Regions from separate parts of the Homo sapiens genome. Here region 2 is linked to region 1. A link is an interaction called in ENCODE POLR2A ChIA-PET data of the cell type or tissue named here. Cell type or tissue: PC-9. All regions are shown on one strand. Each heading gives the region's core, and the rest is flanking DNA. Links, peaks and the distances in the headings are about the cores only.

Region 1 (8,516 bases), core at 3,517-8,516:
TCCTATTTCACGTGAAATTTCAGGTTACTCTAGGAAGATATGGACATGATTTATGCCCCAGGGACCAAAGCAGCAGCAAGTAAGGTGAGAGGAAAAAAGAAGAGTAAAAGAAGATGTGAGAAGCCAGAGAAGAATGAAGGGGAGCAGGGGCACAAAATGCAGTGAGGCCTCCCCAGCAGACTACAGGCCCCATGAGGAAATTCACTGGGGCAGCATAAGGAAAGGTCACAAGGTGGCATGGAGATGGCCCCGCTCCCATGAGCTCTGCTGTTGCCAGAGCAGGACACCGTGTCGTGGATGCCCTTGGAGGACAGGGTGACTTTAGAAGTGAAAGTACTCCCTTTATTAATCAACATGACAGAACCTCCTCGAGGCAAACATTCTTCCCGGAATGTGCAAAATCACCCATTTCATTTGACCGCAGGGGCACCCTGATGAGCTCTGGACTCAGAGTCCAGGCCCCTGGGTTGTGGCCCCCACGCTGGTGCTCACCAACTGCCTGACCGTGGGATGGTCACTTTGTTCCCTTGGATCTTGGTTTCCTCATCTATATTGATAATCAGAACTACCAATTGCAAAACCTTTATAGTTTACAAAGCATTTTCACAGATATCATCTTATTCGATCACCTGAGCCTCCGATGGTAGGAATTATTTTTATATTTCAATTGAAGTAATTGAAGCAATCGGGGAAAGACTCCAAGCCCTCCCAGCTCTGCCAGCCTATAGGACAGCAATTCAATACAGACGTAATATGTGGAGGCCACATGCCATATTCTTAATTTAGAGAGGACCAAAGGGCAGGAGTGGGAAGGCGCTGACTTGGGAGGCTACAGCACAAAGACAGAAAAGAGAGAGAACACAGCGTTATTGTCTCCCCCTGTTCCGTTGCTTGGTGACAGGATGCCAGGGGGAATATGGACCAGTGTGAAGTGTGCTAAGCTGCTGCCAGGACCTTGGGTGAGTCTCCTGGGAGGAAAAGATAAAGACTGGGCGAATGTCAGAGTTCATCTCCTCCCCAGATCTCCCCACGGGGGTTCTGCAGATTTTTCCCTTAACCCTTTCCTGCACACTCTTTCTTTCCAGGTAACTTGCTCCTGGGTTATTTACGGCTTAGTTCCCCCACCCAATTCACAGGAGTGTCTTTCCAGTTCACTGAGGGGTTCGCTTCACCCGGTCTGCTCCGTGGGCCCCATCTCTCCAAGAGGCCGTGGGTGGCACTGCAGAAATGCAGGCTTGAAAGTTTGGTTTGCCCAAAAGTGGGCGAAGGATATGAACAGACACTTCTCAAAAGAAGACATTTATGCAGCCAAAAAACACATGAAAAAATGCTCATGATCACTGGCCATCAGAGAAATGCAAATCAAAACCACAATGAGATACCATCTCATACCAGTTAGAATGGCAATCATTAAAAAGTCAGGAAACAACAGGTGCTGGAGAGGATGTGGAGAAATAGGAACACTTTTACACTGTTGGTGGGACTGTAAACTAGTTCAACCATTGTGGAAGTCAGTGTGGAGATTCCTCAGGGATCTAGAACTAGAAACACCATTTGACCCAGCCATCCCATTACTGGGTATATACCCAGAGGATTATAAATCATGCTGCTGTAAAGACACATGCACACGTATGTTTATTGTGGCACTATTCACAATAGCAAAGACTTGGAACCAACCCAAATGTCTGACAATGATAGACTGGATTAAGAAAATGTGGCACATATACACCATGGAATACTATGCAGCCATAAAAAATGATGAGTTCATGTCCTTTGTAGGGACATGGATGAAACTGGAAACCATCATTCTCAGCAAACTATCGCAAGGACAAAAAACCAAACACCGCATGTTCTCACTCATAGGTGGGAATTGAACAATGAGAACACATGGACACAGGAAGGGGAACATCACACTCCAGGGACTGTTGTGGGGTGGGGGGAGGGGGGAGGGATAGCATTAGGAGATATACCTAATGTTAAATGACGAGTTAATGGGTGCAGCACACCAACATGGCACATGTATACATATGTAACAAACCTGCACATTGTGCACATGTACCCTAAAACTTAAAGTGTAATAATAATAAAACTAAAAAAAAAAAAAAGAAAGTTTGGTTTGCCTCATGTCCCCAGGGAACATCAGTCACAGCATGTCCTGCAAGGTGAGAGGAGAAACAGGAAATACTGCTACTCATGGAAGAAACATCCTGGGGCAGTTTGTTGGGCTATTCCTGAAGCTCACAGGTGGGCCCCTAGCCCTGTTTGCTCCATATGACCCTCTTCCTGGCCAATGCTGATTGGTCCCAGGGTGGATACGTGGCCCAAATTGGCCAATCATTTCTTCTATTCTGAGAATTTAGAATTAAGACTAGTAGGGGGCCAATTAGTCTTTACCTGTGGCTAAAACTATTATATGTACTCTCTGAATTGGAGCCTGTTACAGTCTGTCGCGGGGACAGGAGGCAGAGAGGGAGAGAAAGAGAGGAAGAGAGAGGGAGAGGAAGAGAGAGACAGGGAAAGGGAGAGGAAGAGAGAGACAGGGAAAGGGAGAGGAAGAGAGAGACAGGGAGACGGAGAGGAAGAGAGACAGGGAGACGGAGAGGAAGAGAGAGACAGGGAAAGGGAGAGGAAGAGAGAGACAGGGAGAGGGAGAGAGAACTGAAGCAGTCACTTAAACAGAAGGACAGAGAAGAAATGGTGAGAGACCTCCTGGTTGTGGGGGCTTCCCAGGTCTAGTTCGAGTCAGTTCCTTCCTGCAGTCTGGCCACATGTCTCCTTTGAGGTTTTGCCTGGAATGAGACTCCCTTATATCCTTAGAATAGATTTCTCCATTTTTAAACCTAGTCCCAGCGGGTTTCTGATATTAAAACCAACACACCCAAAAACCTGAGGGAGTTCTCTCCTGCATGCCCACGTTCCACTCCCACCCCAGGCTCCTAGGAACCACCCTGCACTCCACGTGAACGCCCTCCTCCAAAGGCACGCGGGCCTGGAGGCTTCTCCCCAAATGTGCCAAGCCACTTACTCCCCGATTGAAGTCCTCACAGGTTTAGAAGGCCCTTTCTTTGGTTCAATCCCTTTATTAAACAAGGCACCTGCACGTGGCCCGACAACTAGTGATTTCTCTGATTGCACTCTTTTCAAAGGGTGCTTAATGTGCCTGAGGGAGTTTCTCTTGCTTACCCAGGGAATGTGTTCCATTATGATAATTGACATCTGCTGGAATGTTCTGCCAGCCTGGCCCTGGGCTGTACACTTAATATACAATTCCTATCAAGAGGCAATGAGGAGAGGGGGCTGAGGAGGGGGAGGCCCTTTCTTCAGTGGCACCGACTCTCAGCTCTGCCAGCAGTGTGGCCTTCGGCTCCCTCACCTGGGTGATTTGCAAGAGGAGTTTCCTTACAGTATTTATGGCAGCTCAGGGCCAGAAACAGAGTGGCAGAGTGATGGCGAGCCTTACACCCTAGGGCTCTCAAAAGAGGGCTCTCTTTTTGGGTATCTTCATGTTCCTTGTAGGCTATCTGCCTCTTGAGAAGTAAAGAAATGCACCCCCCCACACACACCACTGCCGCCAATTTGAGGCCAGCAAAACTAGTTGGTTAAGGACTGGAGGATGTACAAAAATGAACTTCCAAGTATTACAGCAAACCGGTGTGACCTGGGCAGTTACCATGGCCATCGTTACCGTCTGGTCCTTGCTAGCATGCTTCACAGCCGTGCAAACTCAAGCCCAACCTCAGGAGTCCCTCAATGTGCAGCTCATAAAATGACACGGAAAAGGTTTAGTCAGCTCATTAATTTCACGCAGAGACACACCTGAGCGATTTCACTTAAGAAACAAACACCAAGTTTCAAAAGCCCACAAGACATACCGGTAGATTGCAAATGAAACAAACTTGAGCCTAGGTATTTTTGAACCAAGCAGAAATTTTTCTTTGCTTGCCTGGTCCCGCGCTGTCCAGTGCGAACCCAGCCAGGACTCACAGGTGAGCCTGAGAAGACTCAGTGTCTGCGTGTTCTAGGGGATGTCTCCAGACACTGCCACTCACCTTGGAAAGGTCCACCAGAGTGTTGGCTTGGTCACTCAGCTTCCTCTGTTCCATCTTGACGCTCCTCAACCTGTGGGGAAGAATGGTAACAGGCAAGCCCTTCAAGTCCATGCAAAGGTTTAGCCCCACCAGCAGATCCTCCAGCCCTACCACTGCCTCTGATTTTGGAACCCAGCATGGGGACCGTGAACCTGGGGAACAACTGAGGCTTTTACTTTCCAGGGGCTTGTCACATCCCCCCAGAAAGCAAACTCTTGTCTCCACGCATGCTCACCTTCAGTCACTGGTTTCTTGCTATTCCCAGATCATTTCCCTGCCTCTATGCCTGGGCTGCACCTTCCATGTTGAGTGCCTTATTCTCAACTTTTCAGGGATTCCCCAAACCTCTCCATCAGAATGAATGTTTTCATCCTTTGCTTTTCCACTATACTTTTAAAAACTCCTCCATCACAGAAAGCATCAGCCACGGTTTGTTTTGATTTGAGTTGCAATGCATGGTGTGTGTGATGTGTGGTGTGTGCGGGGTGTGTGTGTGTGTGGTGTTTGTGTGTGGTGTGTATGGTGTGTGTGATGTGTGGTGTGTGCGGGGTGTGTGTGTGTGTGGTGTTTGTGTGTGGTGTTTGTGTGTGGTGTGTATGGTGTGTGTGATGTGGTGTGTGTGGGTTGTGTGTGTGGTGTTTGTGTGTGGTATGTATGGTGTGTGTGATGTGTGGTGTGTGGTGTGTGTGTGGTGTGTGTGTCGTATGTGGTGTGCATGGTGTGTGTGGGGTGTGTGCGGTGTGTATGGTGTGTGTGATGTGTGGTATGTGGTGTGTGTGGTGTGTGGTGTGTATGGTGTGTGTGTGGTTTGTGTGAGGTGTGTGTGTGTGGTGTTTGTGTGTGGTGTGTATGGTGTGTGTATGGTTTGTGTGAGGTGTGTGTGGGGTGTGTGTGTGTGGTGTTTGTGTGTGGTGTGTGGGATGTGTGGTGTGTGGGGGGTGTGTGTGTGGTGTTTGTGTGTGGTGTGTATGGTGTGTGTGTGGTTTGTGTGAGGTGTGTGTGGGGTGTGTGTGTGTGGTGTTTGTGTGTGGTGTGTGTGGGGTGTGTGTGTGTGGTGTGTGTGTGGTGTGTGTGTGTGGTGTGTATGGTGTGTGTGATGTGTGGTGTGTGGTGTGTGTGTGTGTGTGTGTGTGTGTGTGTGTGTGTAGAATGTGAAAGCTCTTAGAGGTTCTTACTCTAGTTTTTACCTTCCATAGCAGCCTGCCCAATTCCTGGCATGTGGCTGGTGCAGTCAGTGAGTGATCAGACCCAGTTCACCACTCCACTTGTTGAGTGGAACAGAATGGATTTCTTCTGTGCTACTGACAGAGTTGTAGGAGTCCCGCCACTCCCAGTCTGGTCATCTGATGGCTGAACCGCTCTGGCATACTCACTGGTGGATAGCTTGGAGGAACTTCCTCTGGTGTTTCCTCACTTTGGCATGGTCAATCTTCTTTAGCAGCTTTGTGTGTTTATAGATTAACCATGTTTCCCGAAGGACATTGGCTGCAGCATTCTTGATCTAAGGAAGAATAAATAAAGTAGGCTGCTATCAGGTTCATTTTCTTAGGTTCATTTTTGTGGTTGCTACTGTAGTCTACCTCATAAGGAAACGATTTTGCAATGATCTATTTTCTTAACCAAAATCACGGAACTCCTAGAAAAGATGATTAAGGCCGGGCACGGTGGCTCCCGCCTGTAATCTCAGAACTTTGGGAGGCCGAGGCGGGTGGATCACCTGAGGTCAGGAGTTCGAGACCAGCCTGGACAACATGGTGAAACCCGTCTCTACAAAAAATACAAACTTAGCCAGGTATGGTGGCACATGCCTGTAGTACCAGCTACTTTGGAGACTGAGGCAAGAGAATCGCTTGAACCTGGGAGGCAGAGGTTGCTGTGAGCTGAGATCACGCCATACTCCAGCCTTGGCAACAAGAGTGAAACTCCATCTCAAAAAAAAAAAAAAAAAGGAAAAAAAAAGGTGATTAAAATTCATCTGTTCTTAATCTTGTGTTGGACACTGCAGACCAGAGCTTGAAGTTGGAGGGTCTTTCTTTCTTTCTTTCTCTTTCTTTCTTCCTTTCTTTCTTTCTTTTTCTTTCTTTCTCTCTTTCTTTCTCCTTCCTTCCTTCCTTCTTTCTTTCTTCCTTCTTGATTATTTCAATACTATCTCTTGACTGCTGTTGCTGATGCTATATTTAGACAGGCTGCATGAGCGAGACCTTGAGTCCCGGGGTCCCCTTGGAAAATAGCTAGCGATATACCATTGCTGCCCTTACATGCAGACTTCCGAGCTTTGCCTGAGATTGCCACTTCGTGTATACGGTACATTGCTTGGGTTCAGAGAGTAAACAGATTTCCTATCAGCTGGAGATTTTAAAAGACTTCTTTGAGAAAATGTCTTTCCCACTGATTGGAACTATAGGTACCAACGAGCCCATTGTCTCCTTTCCCAAATGGCCAAAAACATTTGCACTGCAATTGTACATGTAAATGTAATTGGCACAAAAAAGAAATAATTTCAGAGCAATGTCTGAAAATCAGTGAAGATATTTAGGTGTGAAACCAGAGCTTCCTCTTCCCCAGGGCTGGCTCCTTCACTGTGCACTGCAATCACACGTTTCAACATATGACGCTGTCATCCATTGACATGGAAACCACTGATATCACCAGGCTCATGACTGAGCTGAGACATATCAATGGCATCCAGATGGCAGGGGACAAAGTTTTAATCCAAACACAGACATCTTCAGCAATTAGTAACAAGAGCAACAGAAAACATTCCTTATTAAGCACATGCTAAGCAGATTTTTGATTAACCATCCCCATTTCTGTCAGCCATGCAGACTGGCATGTGTCCACAGGCCTGGGGCCTGGAAATAAGTAGGCCAGCCTAATAGAAATCAGGTTACTAGCCAGAAAGGATTTTAATAAAATTAGAGAATATAGACCTGCTTCTTCAGACTGACATCAACAGATGGGATGTTGTTAAAATACTGAGATGTGTGGGAAGCCTAGGAAACATTGTTTTGCAGGCTGATAACTTTTGTGTGTGTATGTTTTAAAAATTTATTACTAAGGCTGGATTATATTTTTCATTGGCGCTGAAGTGATGTTTTTAAAAGAACAGCTAAGTCTTCTCAGAAATGTCTAAGGGACATAAATATTGCTTTTTAAAAATTCAGTAAAGATCTGCTGTGAAAATAGTTTTAAATGACTTAACTGCCCACCTCTAGTACTTTCTTGCCTGAAAGGAAGCAGGTTGTGGTGGAAAGTTGGAAACGGTGGATGTCCAGGAGAGGACACTGTGGTCTCTGGGCTTCTGCTCAGGGAACTAGAGTGAACAGCAGCCTCCTGGCAAAAAAGGCGGCACGGAAGGGAAGCCTTGCTCTCTGCAGAGCACACATTTAATACTACTGCCCTCCTCTTGCAGGGAGAGGAGGCAATTGGATGTGTCATTTCTTCAGTTTCCCTACGCACTTAGCCTCTTAGGAAAGCCTCAAGGAAACTGGAAAGTCTGCAGGTGAATCCCTGCTCTGTCAATTATTAAGCAGTTTAGGAGCAAATGCTTCATTATCTGTAAGATGGGAAAAATAAAGAGGGCTGCTATGAGGCAGTGATGATGGTGCTGGGGGCAACACTTAACATCTACCAGGTGCAGCCACAGGTCTGAGTACTTCATATGTCTAAGCTCCTTTAATCCTCACCACAACCCCATCAGGGAGGTGCTAACATTATCCACATTTTACAGATGAAGAAACCAAGACACAGACCAAGACTAGACAATTATTAATGGCAAACTGAGTCAGTGTGGGTGTGAATGCTACATAAAATGTAAAGTACCATACAGATATTAGTTAATATTATCTAGCTCAAACCCCTCATTGAACATACGAGGAAACCACTTCAGAGATGGGATGTGAGAGCCAGAATCACACAGCTAGCTAATGGCAAAGTCAAAACAAGAGCCACGTCCAGGAAGAGCAGAAGGTTTTCATGTGGACTGAAGGAAAGACAAACAAAATCATTTCCTGTTTTCCAGGATCAAGGAACTGGAAAGAGCACTGGATTTTTTTTTTTTTTAAATCATCATGGCCCTCACTTAGCAATGTGACAGAACACGGAGTCCAGGTCCTGCACTTAACGTCAGCCCAAATGTAAGATACTGAAGTCACAGCACGGCCCGGGTAGCTGAGAGAGGCAGTCACATCATCTTTATGAGTTTGGAGGGAGGCCTCCGTGCATTCGGGAAAGTGATGTTAACTGCCAGCCCTTGCACTGACTCTGAAATTAATTACCAGCAAACAGCCTGGCACAAAGCTAAGTAGATCAATATCTGCGAGAGAAAAAGAAATAGGCTTTTAACTGCACTGTGCTTTCCCAGGTGGACAGTAAATGCTATTGTGGCCAGGGTCTCCCTCCAGTTCACCTGGCTGATTGATCTAAGCA
Region 2 (11,797 bases), core at 4,169-9,168, 76 kb before region 1:
ATGAGAATGGCATGTGCGTGATTGGGGACCCCAGAATGAAGAATACATGTGGAGGAGAGCCCAGCAGAGTCAACATATATAGCAAATAAGAAATAAACACAGAGATTTGGGATTTTGTAGTTACCAAAGCATATTATAGTGAAAACTGACTGATAAAAATTATTTGCCTTTAACTTCTTATCATTTTTTCTTAGATAAATCATTGCAGAGGTTTATTTATTTTGTTGGTATTTTTCAAAGAACCAACTTTGTCCTTGTTGATTCTCCCTGTTTTCTATTTCGTTTCTATCTCTAGTTCTGCTCTTATAATTATCCCCTTCCTTCCATTTTCTTCGAGTTTATTCTGTTATTTCTTAAAGTTGTGTGTTTAGTTTATTAATTTTCAGCCATGTTTTTCTTGTCTTTAAAAACATTTAAGGCAGTAAATTTCCTTCAAAGCACTGCTTTCTGTATCCCACAAGTTTTGATATATAACATTTTTATTATTATTCAGTTCAAAAATATTTAAATTTTTATTGTAGTTTCTTCTTTGACTCATTATTTAAAAGATATGTTCTTGCCAGGCATGGTGGCTCGCACCTGTAATCCCAACACTTTTGGAGGGTGAGGCTGGAGGATCATTTAAGCCCAGAAGTTTGAGACCAGCCTGGGCAAAATAGTGAGACCCCATCTCTACTAAAAAAATAAAAATAAAAAATTAGCCAGGCATGGTAGTCCTAGCTACTGGGGAGGCTGAGGTGGCAGGATCACTTGAGCCCAGGAGTTTGATGCTGCAGCCTGGGTAACAGAGACCTTGTCTCTTCTGACATATTTGCATTGTTATCATAATTTTTATTATACTTTTAGGTCGGGCATGGTGGCTCATGCCTGTAATCCCAGCACTTTGGGAGGCTGAGGTGAGCAGATCACCTGAGGTCAGGAGTTCGAGACCAGCCTGGCCAACATGGTGAAGCCCCATCTCTACTAAAAATACAAAAATTAGCTGGGCATGGTGGTGCCCGCCTGTAATCCCAGCTACTCAGGAGGCTGAGGCAGGAGAATCGCTTGAACCCAGGAGGCAGAGTTTGCAGCAAGCCGAGATGGCGCCATTGCACTCCAGCCTAGGCAACAAGCGCAAAACTCAGTCTCAAAATAATAATAATAATAATAATAATAATAATAATAATGTTTATTATACTTTTATTTAAAATGTAGTGATATTTGCCTAATTGGTTAATTTATAATCTAATCTGAGAAATACAAGCTTGATAAGAATTTGTATTCTCTCATTGTTAGGTACAAAATTGATATATGTCCATTATTACAAGATTGTTAGTTTTGTTGTTCAAATATCCTGTATCTTTGCTTTTTGTTTTCTGCTTGAATTACCAGTCACAGACAAAAGCATGTTGAAAAATCTCCCACAATGATGGTAGGTTTGTCAGCCTCTCCAGTTTTTATCAATTTATGCTCCCTGTACTTGGAACACATTTTGTTAGGTGCTTATGTGTTTAGAATTGTGTTAACATTTTGGTGAATTAAATTTTATATCATGACACAGTTATCCCTTTATATCCCTACATTGCTCTTTGTCTTAAAGTCTGTTTTGTCTGATATTATCATAGACAAACCAGCTTTCTTTTAGTGAGTGTTTACTTGTAATATTTGCAATCCTTTTACTTTCAACCTTTCTAAGTTCTTTTGCTTTAGATGTATTAATGTATACAGCTGTATTAAAAAGTCCTAACTGATCACGCCTGTAATCCCAGCACTTTGGGAGGCCGAGGTGGGCGGATCACAGGGTCAGGAGATTGAGACCATCCTAGCTAACACGGTGAAACCCCGTCTCTACTAAAAATACAAAAAATTAGCCGGGCGTGGTGGCGGGCGCCTGTAGTCCCAGCTGCTGGGGAGGCTGAGGCAGGACAATGGCGCGAACCTGGGAGGCGGAGCTTGCAGTGAGCCGAGATTGCGGCGCCACTGCACTCCAGCCTGGGTGACAGGGCAAAACTCCATCTCAAAAAAAAAAGTCCTAACTGATCATCTGTCTTGTTACTATTAATTTTGTTCCATGTATATTTATTATGATTTTTTTTTTTTTGAGACGGAGTTTCGCTCTTGTTGCCCACGCTGGTCTCGGCTCACAACAACCTCCACTTCCCAAATTCAAGTGATTCTCCTGCCTCAGCCTCCCAAGTAGCTGGGATTACAGGCATGCAGCACCACACCCGGTTAATTTTTGTATTTTTAGTAGAGATGGGGTTTCTCCATGTTGCTCAGGCTAGTCTCAAACTCCCGACCTCAGGTGATCAGCCCACCTCAGCCTCCCAAAGTGCTGGGATTACAGGCTTGAGCCACCATCCCTGGCCTATTATGATTCTTTATATATTTAGACTTTGATTCTTCCTTTTTTATTTCTATTTGTTCTACATTTTCTAGGTCTCTGGGCTTTTTTTTTTTTTTTTTTTTGGCTTTTTTTTTTTCGGGCTTTTTTATTTTTTATTTTTGATTAACTGAGTTCTTTTTGCACCTTTCCCCCTCTTCCATGTTTTCACTAAAGATTTGGAATTATACTTTATTTTTTTAGAGGTTACTTCAGAAATGTGTCATGTATTTTAATCTAACAAGGCATAAAGTTTAAATATGTTTACCATTCTCTTCTAGATAGCATAAAACATTTAGAATATTTTAATTATTTTCTTACCTTTTCTGACTTATATGGCACTGTTGTCTAATTTTTTGGTTCTTTCTTTTCTTTCTAACTCCACAAATTAGTAATTGTCATTTTATTTTACATAGGCAATGTTAGGATTTATATACAGGGAAATAAACAAAGCTAATATGAGGATGTGTTTGCAAAGTAGCTGCCACTAAATGCATCTGGGCAGCTCAATCTATGGGGCTATCCTCCAAGAAGTTGTATTAAGTGTGTCTCGGGAAACTATGCTTGAGGGAATAGTTTAAAGATATCTTCAATCCCTCAACAAACTGCTTTGGGAAAAGAAGGGAGGAATTTCTCTACTGGCTTTTGTTTTTCCTGTTATGAGGGTTAACTCTCCTGCTCTTCTGTCTCATACATATGTGTCCCCTGGTGTTTGATGACTCAGCATCAACAGAAGGGTGGAAATAAGCATGTGGTATTGGTATGGAATAAGGTCTCATCATCATGTGCCTGCATGAAGGTGAATGCAATCCATGCAAAGTTAGTCCTGTGAACTCCAAATATCAGAGACAGGTCTCAGTCAATTTAGGAAGTTTATTTTGCCAAAGTTAAGGATGTGTGTCCGTGACACAGCCTGAGGAGGTCCTGACAACATGTGCCCAAGGTGGGTGGGGTACAGCTTGGTTTTATATTACATTCTATATTAAATTTTATATATGCATTCTAGGGAGACATGAGACATCAATCAACATATGTAGGATGTACTTTGGTTTGGTCCAGAAAGGTGGGACAATTTGAAGCAGGCTTCCAGGTCATAGGTAGATAAGAGACAAATGCTTTTGAGTTTCTGATTAGCCTTTCCAAAGGAAGCAATCAGATATACATTTATCTCAGTGAGCAGAGGGATGACTAAATTCTGTCTGTCCTTTGTCCCCAAGGAATTTCCTCTTGGGCAAATTGTGAGGGAGGTGTGTAGGTTTTTTATCTTGGTAGTTATCATTTTTTAGGAATAGAATGGGAGGCAGGTTTGCCCTCAGAAGTTCCCAGCTTGACTTTCCTCTTTGGCTTAGTGATTTGGGATCCCGAGATTTATTTTCCCAACAGCAGTGACTGGAGCTGGATTCAAATGTCCTGGAGACAGGTGAGGCCAAGAGAATCTGACGTGGGGCATATGATGAGAAATAAAGAAAGAGAATGTTCTCAAAAGAAGGAGCAGCATTTTAGAGATACAGATATGGAGAAAGCACTATTACTTTAGTGATATGCAAGAATAGTAATTCATTTCTGATGAAGGAGTCCTATTATATGAACTCTTATAATGTATTTTCACTTCTGTGAGCCTTTTTTTGCAATCTCCAAAATTTAAGGTTAGAAACACATGAATTTGAATTCCTAACATTGGGAATAATTAGAAATAGAGGCCTAACAGGCTACTGGGAAAGCGTAAAAGAGGTTTGTACCTGTAGATGTTTTGTTTTTTTTTTTGCTTGATAGTTTGGGAGAGATAAAGAAAGCCAAGGGAAAGAAAAGGCTTTAGAATGGTCCATCTCAGCATCGCTGCCAGGAGCAGTGCTGAATTATGTGTCACAATGTCTTGTTTTGTTCCGATGGGTTCTCAAAGTTATTACTGGCAGAATTTTACATTTGAGAAGTTTTGAGAAATACCCTGGGTACTGTTAATGGCTTCCTTTTTCAAGTTCACTGAGCTAGGCAGAATAAATAGAAATCACCCAAAGACATTGCAAACCAGACCAAGCCTCCCATCAAGAACAGTTAGGAAAGCTGTTCAAAAATATTTTTAAAATATCTGTTTGGAAGCATTGGAGAACTACCGAGATAGAAAAGAACTTAGGGGTCAAGATTCTGGAGAAGGGGGAATTCCACAGAGGTGAGACAAACATCTGGCACCACTGAGGTGTTCCTAGTTTCAAAGTCAAACCTGAGAAAATGAGAAGCTGAGCAGAGTGTTTGGAAGTCTCTCTGGGCAGAGGAAACAATAACAGTGGTTCAGGGCTCATCAATAAGAAGGAGTTCTAGTAAACATCCCAGACTTTCTTTCTTTTTTTTTTTTTTTTTTTTTTTGAGATGGAGTCTTGCTCTGTCGCCCAGGCTGGAGTGCAGTGGTGTGATCTCAGCTCACTGCAACCTCCGTCTCTCGGGTTCAAGTGATTCTCCTACTTCAGCCTCCTGAGTAGCTGGTAAACATCCCAGACTCTCAATTGGGATTCCTAAAGGGCTATATCCTAGGAGTAAGGATGATCCAAAATTGACTAACTCTCAAAGACTGAAATTTGGTTTGAAGCAACTAATTTTAGATTTATTCTGGTGCCATGCCCCTACCTTAACCGTTCTTATAAATAAGAATAAGTCCTCTCTGGCTGAAGATAATATTGTCCAGTGCCTCAAATTATTGCTATAATTTTTCATACACAATGTCCAGCATGTAATGAAAAATAGGCACACACAAAAAGACAAGACTACCAAAAATTCAGTTACAAGACAGACAATAGAGACCTATGGAAGATCCAGATAATGAAAAATAGGCATGCAAAAAAAGACAAGACTGCCAAAAATTCAGTTACAAGACAGACAATAGAAAGAGACCTGTGGAAGATCCAGATATTGGAGAAATCATACACATAATTTAAGATAACTGTGATTAATGTGTTCCAGAAATTAAATTACAAGATGCAGAATTTCAGGAGAGAACTACAGACTATAAAAAAAAGAATCAATGGAAACTCTGGAACTGAAAAATTCAATAAATGAAATTAATAATTCAATAATGGGTTTAACAGTTGATTAGAAGCAGTTGAAGAGAGAATAAAAGAAATAAAAGATTAGTCAGAAGAAAATATCTAGGCTGAAATATGGTGAGACAATGAATATAAAGTACATATAAGAGCATAAGAGATGTTTGAGGCTGGTTCATAAGAGAGGTTTGTGGCACATGCCTGTAAATCCCAGCACTTTGGGAGGCTGAGTCAGGTGGATCACTTGAATCCAGGAGTTTGAGACCAGCCTGGGCAACATAACAAAACCCCATTTCTATAAAAAATACAAAAATCAGCCAGGCGTGGTGACACATACCTGTAGTCCCAGCTACTTGGGAGGCTGAGGTGGGAGGATCACTTGAGCCTGGGGGTGAAGTTTGCAGTGAGCTAAGATCATGCCACTGTACTCCAGCCTGAGCGACAGAGTGAGACCCTATCAAAAAAAAAAAAAAAAAAAGGCTAGTATCTTCTACCTAGCTAGAAAAAAAAGGTGTGTGAAACAAGGTGAAAACATCTAACATGTGTAACTGGAGTTTCAGAATGAGAAGAGAGAGAATGAAGCAGAGGCTGAAGAAATATTCAGAGAGATAACAACTAAGAATTTCCCCATACTGTCAAGAGATGTTGATCCATAGATTCAAGAAGTGCTAGTTCAACCTCGACAGGGATAAATACAAAGGAATCTACTCCTAGGCAGATTACAGTAAAGCTGTTGAAAACAAAAGCAACAATTAGACTGAGTTAAATTTTCTTTTTTTTGAGGAGTCTTGCTCTGTCGCCCAGGCTGGAGTACAGTGGCGCGATCTTGGCTCACTGCAACCTCCACCTCCCTGGTTCAAGCAATTCCCTTGCCTCAGCCTCCCGAGTAGCTGGGATTACAGGCATGTGCCACCACACCTGGCTAATTTTTTTGTATTTTTAGTAGAGACGGGGTTTCACCATGTTGGCCAGACTGGTCTCGAACTTGTGACCTCAGGCAATCCACCCGCCTCGGCCTCCCAAAGTGCTGGGATTACAGGCATGAGCCACCGCGCCTGGCCTGACTGAGTTAAATTTTCAGTAAAAACTATGAAAGCTAAAAGACAGTGAATTTTAACTTAAAAGCACTTAAAGACAATAACTAACATCCAAGAATTCTACACCCAGTGACACTATCCTTCAGGAATGAAACAAAAATACAGTTTCAGAGAAAAAAAACCTGAGAGAATTTATCCCTAGAAGAATCACAGTAAAGAAAATACTGAAGAGAGTTATGGAGAAGGAAATGATTTCAGATGGAAACATAATAATTCAGGAAGAAATAAAGAGCAATGGAAAGGGTAAAACTCCAACAATATTTTGTGGATTAAAATTTATAGAAAATTTAAATATATATGACAATAATTTTACCAAAAAAAGGAGTGGGGTCAATAGACATAAAGTTCTAAGGTCTTTGCATTGTCCAAATGTGGTAAAAGTACTAATTTTTATTATACTTTAAAAAGTTAAGGATGCAGGCTGTAATCTAGAGTAACCATTGAAAGAACAGTAAGAGAAGATAAACTAATAAGCTAATAGATAAAGAAAACAGGATTTGAAAAATTCAAAAGAAGGCAAGAAGGAGAGAAAAAGAAATACAGAATACAGAAACAATAAGATAGATTTTAAGCCCAAATATGTCAGTAATTACATTAAACATAGATGGACTAAAAAGTCCAATTAAAGAGGAAGATTGTCACACTGGATTTAAAAAACACACACACAACTATATGTTGATTATAATAAACACACCTTAAATATAAGGACACAGAAAGTTTGAAAGCAAAAGAATGAAAAAAATATAGATACAACACAAATTCAAAACAAAAGAAAGCAGATGTAGCATAAAGACTTTAATGTATAAAGCAAGATAAGAAGTGAATAACCAGCCTGGCCAACATGGTAAAACCCCATCTCTAAGAATAAATACAAAAATTAACTGGGTGTGGTGGCACATGCCTGTAGTCTCAGCTACTAGGGAGGCTGAGGTGGGAGGATCACTTGAGCCCAGGAGGTGGAAGTTCCAATGAGCTGAGATCACACGGTTGCACTCCAGCCTAGGCAACAGACTGAGAGCCTGTCTCAAAACAATAAAATAAAATAAAATGGAATAAACAGAAATGTTTCATAATAATAATGGGGTCAGCTCACCAAGAAAATACAACAATATAAAATTTGTATGTACTTAATAACAAGACATCAGAATATAGAAAGCAAAAAAAATAAAAAAGTCATAACTAAAATAAGAAATAGAGAAATCCTTAATCAGAGTAGTAGAGTAGATTTCAATATACCTCTCTTGTTAACTAGAAAACTATCAGACAAAAAAATCAGTAGAGATATAAATGATTTGAATGATGCAATAAATATTACTGAAATGTTACATATAGAACATTGCAACAATTGTTGTTGAATATACATTCTTTTCAAGTACACATGGAACATTTACCAAAATTGACTATATGTTGGATCATAAAGCAACTCAATAAATTTAAAATGATTAAAATCAAACAGAGCATGTTCTCTGGCCACACTTAAATTAATTTAGAAATCAATAATAAAAAAGGTAACTAGAATATCCCTGAATGTTTGGAAATTAGCAACATACTTCTAAATACCTAATGGATTAAATAAATCACAATATACAGGAAAAGATATTTTGGACTAAATAATGTTAAGAATAGCTAAGCTTGCAAGATGCAACAAAAACTGCCATTAGAGGAAAATTTATAGCCTTAAAATTGAAAATGTGTCAATTGAACCATAGAATATATATAGAAATAATGACATAGTTCAAAAAAGAAAGCCTGAAAATAGTGATGTAAGTATCCATCTCAAGAAGTTAGAAACACACACACACACACACACACTCACACACACAGAGTAAATTAAACACAGAAAGTAGAAAGAAAGGAAATGATAAAGATAGGAGTAGACGTACTGTGAGTTAAATAAAAAATGAAAATAAAAAATAAAGATAAGAGTAGAAACAAATAAAATAGAAAACAGGTTTATAACAGAGACTCAATAAAGGCACAAATTGGTTTTTGGAAACGACTGATAGAAAAACTGATAAAACTGATCTAGAATAAAAGAGAGGAGGCACAAATAAAGTCAGAACCAGAAAGGGGACATAGCTATAGATCCTGTTTAAGAGTAGTAAGAATTATAGATATTTGGGTTTTATTCCCAGAGTTACATATTGAATTGGCGTGGGATACAGCCTGGGCATAGAGGTTTTCAAAAGGACCTTGGAAATCTAATGTGCAGCTGATTTTGAGAACATCGGCTGTAGGGTGATCTGGTTGGGCCATTGTTGGAGAACGCCTGATGTTGGTATATTTGGTTTTTTTCTTTTCTCTTAAGCTGTTCAAATTCCCCTGTGAAAAACCTTCCATTTTCCTGCCTAAAGGATATAACCCTGGTTGATAACTCTCTGATAACTGAGCAGAGGAGGAGGATTGAGGGGTCTTAACATTTAACAAATAAGCATTCCCTTTATCCTGTTTTCAGAACAATAACCTTAATCTCAACTGTATCTGATCCCAAACTAGAGGCCCTAAGTCTTACTTTCTTCATAGACTAGGCCTAAGTCTTTCTCTGGAGCAGGAGAGGAGCCAACACAAGGCCTCACAGTATGGAGAAAGGGGATGGATACTCATGCTGTTTCTTTTTTGTTTAAAAAAAATCATGTTCGATTCAAGGGGTGGGTACATGTCAGGTTTGTTACATTGTCATATTGCACAATGCAAGGTTTGTGCTTCTATTGATCTGTCTATTGATAGCGAACATAGTATCCAATAGGAAGTTTTTCAGCCCTTGCCCCTCCTGCCTACCTCCCCACTTTTGGAGTTCCCAATGTCTATTGTTCCCATCTTTAAATCCATGTGTACCCAATGTTTAGCTTTCACTTATAAGTGAGAACATTCAATATTTGATTTTCTGTTTTTGTGTTAATTCACTTAGGATAATAGCTTACCGTTGCATTCATGTTGCTGCAAGGACATGATTTTGTTCTTTTTTATTGCTGCATAGTATTCCATGGTGTATATATACCACATTTTTGTTATCTAGTTCCCTGTTGATGGGCACCTAGGTTGATTCCATGACTTTGCTATTGTTTGCAATTATTATTATAGCACACCCTTCAGTTTAGTTAGGCCTCCTCCCCCTCCTCACCCTCTTCCTCCTCCTTTTTGTTCTTCATAGACTATTTTTTAGAGAAGTTTTTGATTCACAGCAAAACTGAGCAAAAGGCACAGAGATTTCCTGTGGGAAACCCCATTCCCCCATACATGCATAGCCTACCCCCTATTAACATCCCCCACCAGAGTAACACATTGGCTATAATTAATGAACCTACACTGACACATCATTATCACCCAAAGTCCATAGTTTACATCAGGGGTCACTTTGATGTTGTACATTCTGTGGGTTTGGACAGATGTATAATGACATAATTACCATTACGTTATCAAACAAGGTCATTTCACTGCCCTAAAAATCCTTTGTGCTCCATGGATTTATCTCTCCCTCACTAATAACCTCCAGCAACCACTGACCTTTTTACCATCTCCATAGTTTTGCCTTTTCCAGAATGTTATAGATTTGGAATTATACAGAATGTAGACTTTTCAGATTGGCTTCTTTCACTTAGTAATATGCATTTAAGTTGCCTTCATGTCTTTTCATGGCTTTATAACTTCTTTCTTTTTAGTGTTGAATAATATTCCCTTGTCTGTATGTATCACAGCTTATTTATCCATTTATTTATCTACTGATAGACATGTCCACTTATTTATCTACTGAAAGATATATTAGTTGCTTCCAAATATTGGCAATTATGAATAAAGCTGCTATAAACATCTGTGTGCAGGAGTCTTAGTCTGTTTTCTGCTGCTCCAATAGACTACTACAGACTGGGTAACTTACAAACAATATAAGTTTATTTGGCTCATGGTCCTGGAGGCTGGAAGGTTCCAGAACATGGCATCAGCATCTGATGAGGGTTTTAGGGCTGCATCATCTCATGGTGGAAGATGAAAGGGCAGGAAGGCACACACAACAGTGAGAGAGAAAGGTGGCCAAACTCATTCTTTTTATTTTATTTTTTATTTTCATTTTTTTAGAGATAGGGTTTTGCTCTGTCACCCAGGCTGGAGTGTAGTGGCATAATCATAGCTCACTATAACCTTAACACCTGGGCTTAGGTGATCTTCCTGCCTCAGCTTCCTGAGTACTCAGCTGGGACTAAAGGCACATGCCACCACTTTTGCCAATTTTTTTTTCTTTAATTTTTTGTAGAGACAGGGTTATATTGCCCAGGCTGGTCTTGAGCTCCTGGCCTCAAGCAATTCCTCACTTCTTGGCCTCCCAAAGTGCTGAGTTTACAGCCATGAGCCACTGCATCTGGCCAAAATCATTCTTTTATCAGGAACCCACTCCCATGATAACTAACCCATTCCTTAGATAATGGTGTCCATAAGAATCACCTCTTAAAGGTCTCACCTCTCAACACTGCTGCATTGGGGAGGAAATTTCCATCACATGAACTTTGGGACATATTTATACCATAGGAACAGATTTTTGTGTGAACGTAAGATTTCAGTTCATTTGGGTAAACACCAAAGAGTGTGAGTGCTGGATTGTGTGTTGAAAATGTTTGGTTTTGCAAGAAACCACTACACTGTTTCCAAAGTGACTATACTATTTTGCATTCCTGCCTGCAATGGATGCAAGTTCCTGTTGCTCCACATCCTTGTCAGTATTTGGTATTGTCAGCGTTCTTGATTTTGGCCGTTCTAATAGAGGTATAGTGGTATCTTGTTTTAATTTGCATTTCCCTGATGATACGATGAGCAGCATCTTTTCATATGCTTATTTGCCATTTGTATATCTTCTTTGGTGAGGTGTCTGTTGAGATCGTTGGCCCCTTTTATATTTCTTTATTTTTAATTGACATATAATAATTGTACATATTGGCTGGGCACAGTGGCTCACGCCTGTAATCCCAGCACTTTGGGAGGCCGAGACGGGCGGGTCACGAGGTCAGGAGCTTGAGACCATCCTGGCTAACATGGTGAAACCCCATCTCTACTAAAAATACAAAAAAATTAGCCAGGTGTGGTGGTGGGTACCTGTAGTCCCAGCTACTCCGGAGGCTGAGGCAGGAGAATGGTGTGAACCTGGGAGGTGGAGCTTTGAGCCGAGATCACACAACTGCACTCCAGCCTGGGCAACAGAATGAGACTCTGTCTCAAAAAAAAAAAAAAAAAATAATAAAAATTGTACATATTAATGAGGTACATGTGATATTTCAATACATGTTTACAATGTGTAATGATCAAATAAGGGTCCAGTTTTT

Evidence for each region. Peaks named below come from ENCODE experiments on the same cell type or tissue, not always from the same donor. Only the 100,000 strongest peaks of a DNase experiment are listed, where the experiment ranks them.
Region 2: POLR2A ChIA-PET joins it to region 1 with 5 read pairs; 2 of 35 experiments call an interaction of 5 or more read pairs at or near these places.

The regions. Positions count from the first base shown.
Region 1 is chr1:154,709,415-154,717,930 of GRCh38, forward strand. It overlaps KCNN3 (potassium calcium-activated channel subfamily N member 3), which reads right to left. Exons shown (of 8, transcript NM_002249.6): 6 at 5,462-5,589; 7 at 4,050-4,119. Among named protein-coding and RNA genes, the nearest start is that of ADAR, 110 kb to the left of the region's middle. In PC-9, for the core only: no CTCF peak of the experiment used is centred there; a DNase peak (open chromatin) is centred at 5,507.
Region 2 is chr1:154,632,285-154,644,081 of GRCh38, forward strand. LOC124904427 (a long non-coding RNA gene) reads left to right here. Exons shown (of 2, transcript XR_007066635.1): 2 at 1-112. Among named protein-coding and RNA genes, the nearest start is that of ADAR, 30 kb to the left of the region's middle. In PC-9, for the core only: no CTCF peak of the experiment used is centred there; no DNase peak of the experiment used is centred there; H3K27me3 peaks cover 1,798 bases.